Linked DNA regions of Homo sapiens: all the other regions are linked to region 2. The links are chromatin contacts, found by Hi-C or POLR2A ChIA-PET in ENCODE. All regions are on one chromosome and are shown on one strand. Each heading gives the region's core, a stretch centred on a gene start or an enhancer-like site at or near the end of the contact. The rest is flanking DNA. Distances are from core to core; before and after follow the strand shown.

Region 1 (3,108 bases), core at 72-2,571, 3.8 Mb after region 2:
GGTTAACCAACTTGCCAGAGGACACACAGCCAGATGTAAAAGATGGATCCAAACCCAGGGAGTCTGCCTCCGTGTATATAGAAAGGATTAAACCACCTGTAAGCAAAATATGAACATTCATCTGTCTCTGGTTTCCCCTGAGGCTCAAAGCCACAGGTCCTCCTCTCACAAAGCTCTTAGAATGTCATAAAAACTTGGAGTACCAAGTTATCGAATGTCACATCACACAAAGCAAGTGGTGACACAACCAAGGGTTTCTCTCCCTCTTGGGGCGGGAAAGAGCTCAGAGGAGACAGGGAAGTATGGTTTGTGCCAGGGGTCACCCAGCTCCCCACTCTCCAGCCAAAGACCTAAGTTCCTCACCAGCTCGCGTGTAGAACCAGTTCTCATCGTAGGGAGCAAGCTCTTTGTGCTTGGCCAGCTTGACGGTATCCACCCATTCGGGGACTTTCAGCTTCCCGGACCTAAGACCAAAACAGTGGGAAAAGCACGATTCAGTCATCTCCACAAACTACCCCATATCCCAAATGCCCTCCCCTCAACACAACTATGCTGTGCCCAGAGTACAAAGAGAGGCTGGAACCGGAACACAAGCCAGGCCTCACGCTGAAAGGAGCCACGGAGGCCCCAAACAAGCCTCGCCTGCCAGGGACCGGCAAACACTGGGGCTCAGATGGGCAGGCCAAGGCGACAGCCTCCACCCGTTTTGAACCTCAGTCCCCAAACTCACTTTTTGAGGAAGGCTGCCAGAGCTCTGACGAACTCCTGCTGGTTCACGTCTTTTACAGTAACTCCAGGCATCTGAGGGAGAAAGTCAAGCATGTGAACACAGGCCTGGCAGAGACGACTGCCAAGAGCACGGACCCCACCCCAATCCTTTCGCTCCAGCGCATCCTAAACCGTGGTACCCCCCGTTACTTCCCACGGCCCCTTCAACGCCGGGCTCCGGCTCCTGCGGGTCTGAAGGAGCTCACCGACGCCCACGGCCTCTCTGGATCGCACTAACAGAGCCCGGCCCCTGCGTGTGAGGATCCTGCGCGACCCCACTCCCCAGCCCCGGGACTCCGGACGCCCCACGCACCCCGCCGCTGCCCCCCGGGGCCCACGCTCGGTTCCCGGACGGCGCTGACCGGGCATGTCCGGGCCTGCCGCTCGCACGTGGCCGCGGCTCTAGGGGGCGGGACGGGCCCGCGCCGGGCGCCTCGGGGCCCTCAGGCACGCGCTCTGAGGCTTCGGCGTCCGGCCCTGCCGCCTCGCGCCCGGTCCAGCTCGGAGCCCCCGCTTACCGTGCGGCCTCCGCGCTGCCAGCCAGGGGAAAGGGAACGACGGGGTTTCCCGGGCGCACAAGTCGGGCGTAGGGTCTCGCGAGAGTTCCGAAAGCTCGCGAGAGCGAGGGTAGACGCTGAGGCTCCGCCTCTCTCAGGGCGAAAGTTCGTCCCCGCCTAGAGGGGAGGGTGTCTAGTGAGGGGTGGAGAGGTAAAGGGGAGGGCCAAGGGGTCGCGCGTGGAGGCCTGGGTTTCCTCCCGCGTTTCCTTCTCCCGGAGTGTAATAGAGAGAGGATAGAGAGCTCCTGTTCGGAGCTGGGGGAACTTGGCTTCGTTTGCGTCGTTCGTGGCTGGAAGGAACAGTGGTGGAGAATACTATGATGGCGAAAGTACGGGGCAGGATGGGTGGGCCACAGCTGGCGCCCCACGGCGGAACAACCCCTTTTCCGGGTGGAAGTGGCTGTTCCCTGGCCGGAAGTGGGAGTAGTAAGGGCGGAACTGTGACAGGGAACCTAGGGGAAGGGCGAGGAAGAAATGTGGCTATCATCTTCCGTCCTTCACCGCCAGGAGTCGCGAGAGCGGGAGACGGAAGCCCCACCCTTCTCAGGGCGGAAGTTGCTTCAGCACGGCCGGGGCGAGCGAAAAGGGAATGAGGCGCTGGAGGAGGGGAGAAGATAAGGGCGGGACAAAGCGGCAGAGGCGGGACCTTAGCAGAAGTTAGTTCAGCTCTGCCTTCTAGTGTCGGAGTCTGTTCGCTCAGCCCTTACTTTGCCAATTTAGATTTACCTGCCCCGCTGACCTGTGTAGCTTTAGGCAGTCCATTTGCCTTCTCAGGGCTTGTCTCACCATTAAAAAAAAAAAAAAAAAATGAGATCCCCGTTTGTCCATTTAAAGTGGCTCCTCTGGTTCATGGCGCGTCACATGCTCTAAAAAATATTTTTTGAGTGCCTGCTCTGTGCCAGGCACAGGTAAATATTATTTGGACATTTATCATGTGGCTGTTACTGTAGTGTTACATGCATGATCTCATTTAATCCTTACAAGGCCCAACAACTAAATAACGTGGTCCAATAAAATTATGTTAACTTGTTGCAAAAAGGAAACACTGAAATGTGTGTAGCTATTTTCTTATGTTGGAAAGACTGAGAATTTAAAACATAAGAGCAAATATTAGAATTTTACCCCACACTGATACTGTGGCTGCAAAATGTGTTAATTATTAATAAGCCAAGACTCGTATCTGTTAGAAAAATTAAAACCAACCATGCTTCTAGCATAAGATCATATATTTAAATCAAGGTTTTACATTCATGTAGAATGTTGTTGAAACCTATCTCATACTGTTTCTAAAACTTGAGAAAATATTTTCATTATCTCAATTGTTTTTCCAGAACCAACACATACATATTTCCATATGTATTCAAAGTGGGTAATATATGCATGTCTAACTGGAAATCTCCAGGTACTTGGGTAATTTATATTCACTTTTTATAATTTAAGTAATTATTATTTAATTTTTTTTGAGTTGGAGTCTCGCTTTGTCGCCCAGGCGGGAGTGCAATGATGTGATCTTGGTTCACTGCAACCTCCACCTCCCGGGTTCAAGCGATTCTCCGGCCTCAGGCTCCCAGGTAGCTGGGATTACAGGTGCCTGCCACCACACCTGGCTAATTTTTGTATTTTTATAGAGACGGGTTTTCACCACGTTGGCCAGGCTGGTCTCGAACTCCTGACCTCAGGTGATCCACCTGCGTTGGCCTCCCAAAATGCTGGGATTACAGGTGTGAGCCACCGTGCCTGGCCCCCACTTTTAATAATTTCTAATACCAGTTCTGAATCATTT
Region 2 (3,204 bases), core at 705-3,204:
GCACACCTGTAATCCCAGCTACTCAGGAGGCTGAAGCATGAGATTTGCTTGAACCTGGGAGGTGGAGGTTGCAGTGAGCCGAGATCGCGCCACTGCACTCCAACCCAGGCGACAGTGTGAGACTCCATCTCAAAATAAAATAAAATAAAATAAAATAAAAAAGAAACCAGTCCAAGGTCACAATCTAAGTGGATGAGGTAGCATTGGGACTCAGGCAGTATTTAAGTGACTTTTTTTTTTTGAGATGGAGTCTCGCTCTGTCACCCATGCTGGGGTGCAGTGGCGCAATCTCAGCTCACTGCAGTCTCCGCCTCCTGGGTTCAAGTGATTCTCGTGCCTCAGCCTCCCAAGTAGCTGGGACTACGGGTACCCACCACCACGCCTGGCTAATTTTGTATTTTTAGTAGAGATGAGGTTTCACCATGTTGGCCAGGCTGGTCTCAAACTCCTGATCTCGAGGGATCTGCCTGTCTCGGCCTCCCAAAGTGCTGGGATTAGAGGTGTGAACCACTGCGCCTGGCCTTTAAATGACTCTTCATGCTTTCTGGAAGACAACAGATACATTACAGCACCAGCTCGGAGCCAACCTGTTTGGGTTCAACTCTAGGTCTATGATTTTCTAAACATTGGGTCTCACTAGGTTGACTAGGCTAGTCTCAAACTTCTCAGGTGATTCTTCCACCTTGGCTTCCCAAAGTGCTGGGATTACAGGCATGAGCCACTGCACCCGGCTAAGGTCTACTACTTATTATCTGTAGGATTTGTGCAATGTGTATAACCTCTCTGAGCCTCAGTTTCCCCATCTGCATAATGAAGATCATATTGGTACCCACCTTATAGGGCTGTCTGTTGCCTATGCCTAGCACACAGTAAGCTTTTGGTGGGGGCATTAAGGGGGGCAGTACAGCCTGGTGGTTTGTTACCAGCATGGAGTCTAGAGTCCGATTAACTCCAGTCAGAGCCCCAGTTCCTCCTCTTAGCTTCTTTGGGATCTTGAACAGGATTCTTATTTCCCATTCCCTGGAGGGCTAGGGGGTCAGGGACTGGAGGTGGGTCCCTTTACCTTTCTGACTTGGAGATTTCCCGGGCTGCCCGGGGTTCGCACAACCAGCAGGGGGCGCAGATAAGTGCTCCAGAGACGCTGTGGATCCAGTTGTCCCACCACCCTCCGCAGCCGGGCTTCGGGGAGGCTTCCGATCAATGGGACCTTGGGAAGGAGGTGGGATAGGGAAGGGAAGAATGAGAGCAACCCCCCCATTTCAACCCTACCCCGGGCGCCGTCACCCGCGAGGAGCCCCGGGTTCTCTTCCTAATCTGCCGCCTCCAGCATCGGAGACTTCTAGGATAAATCCAAGGCTCAGGAAAAGTCCTTCCAAGACCATCCGGTCCAGCCTACCTCAAACTTGATGGGGAAATCGAGGCCCAGTGAGAGAGAGGGGAGATGGAGGAAGGGACTCTTCCAAATAGTTGACTAAAGGCGTAGAACCCTGAACCCCCCCGTCTTACTATTTCAGACCTTTCCTCTTAAAAGGAAGCTACTGTTGCAGAACCAGCCCGAAGCCTTATTCCTTTGGTAAGGGTCATGCGCTCAGATGACGAAGACGGTGGCATCTGCGGTTAGGGCCGTACGCTAAAGCCACGTCAACCCTGGGTAACAGCGGGGAGGGAATGAGGGTCCCCGCGGTGCCCGGGTCCCCGCCCAGCCTCACCCGCAGCTCCCGGCCCAGCGGCAGCTCCTCAGTCCTGCGGTGCCAGCCGCTCCAAATGGTGTAGAACGCCGAGCCCACGGCCAGCGCCAGCAACAGAGGCAAGAGCCGAACCCGCGGTAGCAGGCGGCGCTTCGGCGGCAAGAGTGGCTCCATGAGGCCACGTTCCCCCAGCCGCAGGCGGGGTCGCCCGCGGCCCCCGGAACGCATGGCCGCTTTGCCCTGAAACCTGTACCAGACCACGGATTGAGTTTAGGCCCAGCCAAGTTCCTCCCCATGGAATCGGTGGGCCAATAAGCAACAGCTGCGGCTGCACCAGCCCACCCCACAGCGAGCAGCGAAACCAATAAGAACTACGGTCCTGAGGACACGCCTCCCAGCCTCCCTTAGGTATTGGGGTTGGTTCCCCTGAGAATGGCACGACCCAAATGGGAGCGCAAGAGAAGTAGGCTCCGCCTTAGCGGAGGAGGGAAAGCCAATGAACAGCGTTTGATCATGGAAAATATTCGATCTCCCGGGCGCAGGTCCATGCCCCTTCCGGATGTAGGCAGGGGATTGGTGGCGCAGGGTCGGAAAGATCAGTAGATACGTCAGTAACGCGTCCCAGAGGGAAGAGGGGCGGTGCCTGTCTCCGAAGCGAGGAGCGGATTGGCTTCACGGAGGCCGCGCCCCCGAAGTCACGGCCGGCGGGCATTTGGAAATAGCTTGTCATTTCCCTCCTTCAACCTGTACCATTCTTCAAGAAACGGTTTGAATCAGACTGCCTTTCCTTTTGTCTTCATTGTCATAAACATCTGCCCCCGTGTGGTTCTGACTGGCCGCGAACCCCTACCCGAAGCTTTTATTCCATCATTGTGCACCGTTGGTGGGGAATGCTGTGGCAACAGGCCACGCCTCCACTTACTGGTTGGCTTTGCGCAGGCGCCAACGGAAGTGGGTCGCAGGAAGAGGAAGTCCCGCCTCTCTCTCCTCAGGCAGCAGCAACGCGGAGGAAACGGGAGTGAACGGAGAGCGTAGTGACCATCATGTGAGGCCGGGCTAGGCTTAGGCGGCGGGAATGAGGTTGAGGGTGGATATTTGACCGATTGAGTGTGGGAAGGGTTGAGCAGAGCGGGGGGGGCAGGGGCAGATGTTTTAGGGATGCAGCGTCCTGCTTTTCTCCTGATGAGTTTGAGAACGGGCGTGGGGCCTTTGACGCATCGTGACTTCGGGAGAGGGGACAGCTTTATCAGATAACGCCCTGGGCTGGGCGCGGGGGCTCATTCCTGTGATCCCAGCACTTTAGTAGGCCAAGGCGGAGCATCGCTGGAACACAGGAGTTCGAGACTAGCCTAGGCAACATAGCGAGACCCCCGTCTCTACAAAAAAAAAAAAAAATTTAATTATGAAAAACATGTTTTAAACGATAACGGGAGTGGTCCTAGATAATTAGTCCTATTGAAATGAATGTTAAGGGGCAGCGATTTTACGAATACTGGGGGAGGCCGAGCGCGGTGGC
Region 3 (3,377 bases), core at 878-3,377, 3.8 Mb before region 2:
CTCCACCTCCTGGGTTCAAGCGATTCTCCTGCCCCAGCCTCCCAAGTAGCTGGGATTACAGGTGCCTGCCACCACGCCCAGCTAATTTTTTGTATTTTTAGTAGAGATGGGTTTCACCATCTTGGCCAGGCTGGTCTCGATCTCCTGACCTCATGATCCGCCCGCCTCGGCCTCCCAAAGCGCTGGGATTACAGGTGTGAACCACTGCGCCCAGCCATTTTTGTATTTTTTTTGGAGACAGCGTCTTGCTCCGTTGCCCAGGCTGGAGTGCAGTGGTGCAATCTCAGCTTACTGCAACCTCTGCCTCCTGGATTCAAGCAATTCTCCCACCTCAGCCTCCCAAGTAGCTAGGATTACAGGCAAACACCACCACGCTCAGGTAATTTTTGTATTTTAGTAGAGATGGGGTTTCACCATGTTGGCCAGGCTGGTCTCGAACTCCTGACCTCAGGTGATCCGCCCACCTAGGACTCCCAAAGTGCTGGGATTACAAGTCTGAGCCACCACGCCTGGCCCAATGTTTTGTATTTTAGTAGAGACGAGGTTTCACTATGTTGCCCAGGCTGGTCTCGAATTCCTGAGCTCAGGCGATCTGCCCGTCTTGGCCTCCCCAAGTTCTAGGCTGTGCCAGGGTTCTGATCCAGTTCCTTCCACTTGGATCATTGCTCTGGCCTCCTGCCCTCCCCCTCAAAGAAGCCTAAGCTCCTTTCGCCTGGGTGCTGGGGGACCCTGGGGGATCATGAGAGCCCCGTGAAGGAATTCTGAGAGTGCCTGGGGAAACGACAGAAAGTTTGAGGTGCCCTACTCATTTGCAGGAACCCCACGAGGGTTCTGGGGGCCTCTGAGGGGTCATGGGAGTCCTAGGGAGGTTCTGAGGACCCCCAGGGGATCATGGGACCCTCACGAGGACTTCAGGGGTTCCTGAACAATCATGGGAACCCTATGGGACATTCTGAGAGCTAGAGAGATCATAGGAGCCCCGTGAGGGTATTGTGAGGGGCCATAAGTAATTACAGGAAGTCCTGATGTGGCTGGGTGCAGTAGCTCACGCCTGTAATCCCAGCACTTTGGGAAGTCGAGGTGGGTGGATCACTTGAGGCCAGGAGTTCGAGACCAGCCTGGCCAACATGCTGAAACCTTGTCTCTAGAAAAAGTACAAATATTAGCTGAGAGTGGTGGCGCGCGTCTCTGGTCCCAGTTACTTGGGGGGCTGAGGTGAGAGGATGGCTTGAGCCCAGGAGGTTGAGGCTGCAGTGGTGTGATAGCGCCAGTGCACTTCAGTTTGGGCGACAGAGTGAGACCCTGGCTCAAAAAAAAAAACAAAAAAAAAACCCAACCCAAACCGGAAGTCCTGATGTATTCTAGGCTCCTGAGAGTTCCGATGAGGTCACATGAACCCCACGAGTATTGAGGGGTCCTATGGGATCACGGGGGCTCCATGGAAGTTCTGAAGGTCTCTGGGTAATCAAAGGGATGAAGGGAGTCCCTCAGGAGGTCTGGGGTGCTCTGGAGGCCCATGGAAGCCATAGGATGTTTTGAAGAGTCGTGGAAAGACAATGGGGGTTGTGGGTCACTGGAGCCTCACAGGAATCCTAAGGGGTCTGGTGGGTGGCGTCAGGTTCTGAGGGGACCCTGAGGAATCACGAGAGCGTCTAGAGGAGTTCAGGAAAACCGCGGAAACACTACGAGGAGTTCAGGATCAAGGGGCAAGAGAACCAGTGGGGAAGACCGGAACAGACTAAAAGGCTGCCACCGCCAAGGCTCAAGGGAGCGTCCTACAGGGCGCGATCCTATTGGGCGGCGGGAATCACGGGGACTAAGAGAGGCGGAGCGGCTGAGCTACCGCAGTGGATGACGGGACTCCCCGCGAAAAACCGGGCGCCCAGGCCTGGGGAACGCAGCGAGCAGCGCCGGCCGGGCAGACTCTCACCAGTGCGCATGCGTGGCTCTCCGGCACCGGTCCGTACTCCAGCGAGGTGAAGATCTCGCGGGCGCGGGGCCCTGCACGCGTCGCAGCCATCGCCTACCCCGAACGCTTTCCGCGAAGACTGCGGGGCGCTCTGTGTTAAGGGGAACCTTGAGGTCCGAAGAGCGACACCTCCGGTTCCAGCCCAAAGGGGCGGGGCTAATGGGAATGGGGTGGGGCTACAAGATACAGAGAGCAGCCACGCCCACACTTTTTCCTTAGGACCCGATGGCCCCGCCTACGTCCCCCACGGGGAAGCGTATTTAGGAGCATGCGCACTGCTTAAAACGGGGAGGAAGGGGAGACGGCGATGTGGGTACTTTGCGAATAGTTAGGAGGGCTCCGGATTTATGAGGATCGGCGTGGCCGGGCACGATGGCTCTTGGCTGTAATCCCAGCACTTCGGGAGGCCGAGGCGGGCGGATCACCTAAGGTCGGGAGTTCGAGACCAGCCTGACCAATTTGGTGAAACCCCGTCTCTACTAAAAATACAAGCATTAGCCGAGCTGTGGTGGTGCGCGCCTGTAATCTCAGCTACTCAAGAGGCTGAGGCGGGAGAATCACTTGAACCCAGAAGGTGTACGTTTCAGTGAGCCGAGATCGCGCCACTGCACTCCAGCCTGGGTGGCAAAGGGAGACTGTGTCTAAAAAAAAAATAGTAATAAAAAAAAAGGGTCGTCCTATTGATGCGTCTTCCCAGTGCCTTGTTTTATAGTAGCAGGAAGTGCAGGTTTTGTTTTACCTTTTATTTTCTTGAGACAGGGTCTCCCTCTGTCGCCCAGGGCTGGAGTGCAGTGGTCCGATCACGGCTTACTGTCGCCTCGACTTTTCAGGTTTAAACATTACTCCTGCGTCAGCCTGCACAGTAGCTGGGACTACAGGCAGGTGCCATCAAGCCTGGCTAATTTTTTTTTTTTTTTTTTTTTTGGTAGAGACAGGATCTTGCTATGTTGCTCAGGCTGGTCTCGAACTCCTGGGCTCAAGCGATCCTCCTACCTCGGCCTCCCAGCCTCAAAGTGCAGCTTTTCTAATTATATTGACTAGAGGTCTAGATCTAGATCTAGACCTGGCGGGTCTAGATCTGGACGTATTAGGATCTAGAGCTGGCAGGAAGTGATAATTCAAAGATAAAAAGGGTACCTTTTAGGATGGACATTGAGATTAAGGTTTGGAAAATGCAACCTTCACTGCAAAGTAAGGGGGCCAGTTTTGGTTGTGGAAAGAGTGGAAGTCTGGCGCTTTTTTTTTTTTTTTAAGAGATGGGGTGTGGGACGTTATCTCATTGTATTGCCCAAGCTGGTTTCGAACTCCTGGCCTCAAGCGATCCTCTTGCCCTGGCCTTCCAAAGTGCTGGGACTACCGGTAGGAGCCACAGCGCCCAGCCGGAAGTGTGGCTTTCATAGATACAGGA

The links. Hi-C counts contacts between places; a loop is a spot of excess contacts on that map. ChIA-PET counts read pairs that join two places held with the same protein, here RNA polymerase II (POLR2A). Pooled maps may share reads with other maps.
Region 1: a loop to region 2 is called in a pooled map, with 8 times the contacts of the local background. The contact joins the promoter of RPS19 here to the promoter of QPCTL in region 2. A Hi-C loop is called at or near these places in 2 of 50 pooled maps. POLR2A ChIA-PET finds 5 or more read pairs at or near these places in 2 of 52 experiments (OCI-LY7 and WTC11).
Region 3: a pooled map shows a loop between it and region 2 (12-fold over the local background). The contact joins the promoter of ALDH16A1 here to the promoter of QPCTL in region 2. A Hi-C loop is called at or near these places in 4 of 50 pooled maps. POLR2A ChIA-PET finds 5 or more read pairs at or near these places in 2 of 52 experiments (activated B cell and activated CD4-positive, alpha-beta T cell).

The regions. Positions count from the first base shown.
Region 1 is chr19:41,858,468-41,861,575 of GRCh38, reverse strand. RPS19 (ribosomal protein S19) reads right to left here and starts at 1,321. Exons shown (of 6, transcript NM_001022.4): 1 at 1,287-1,321; 2 at 731-801; 3 at 364-464. The coding sequence starts at 801. RefSeq lists silencers at 1,000-1,119, 1,180-1,309 and an enhancer at 863-1,618.
Region 2 is chr19:45,691,416-45,694,619 of GRCh38, reverse strand. QPCTL (glutaminyl-peptide cyclotransferase like) reads right to left here and starts at 1,954. Exons shown (of 7, transcript NM_017659.4): 1 at 1,710-1,954; 2 at 1,064-1,207. The coding sequence starts at 1,916. SNRPD2 (small nuclear ribonucleoprotein D2 polypeptide) reads left to right here and starts at 2,667. Exons shown (of 3, transcript NM_001384647.1): 1 at 2,667-2,733. The coding sequence starts at 2,732. RefSeq lists enhancers at 1,247-1,797, 2,323-2,452, 2,463-2,592, 2,411-3,131.
Region 3 is chr19:49,451,975-49,455,351 of GRCh38, reverse strand. It overlaps ALDH16A1 (aldehyde dehydrogenase 16 family member A1), which reads right to left and starts at 2,127. Exons shown (of 17, transcript NM_153329.4): 1 at 1,931-2,127. The coding sequence starts at 2,020. RefSeq lists enhancers at 575-1,534, 3,268-3,317, 3,328-3,377, 3,232-3,377.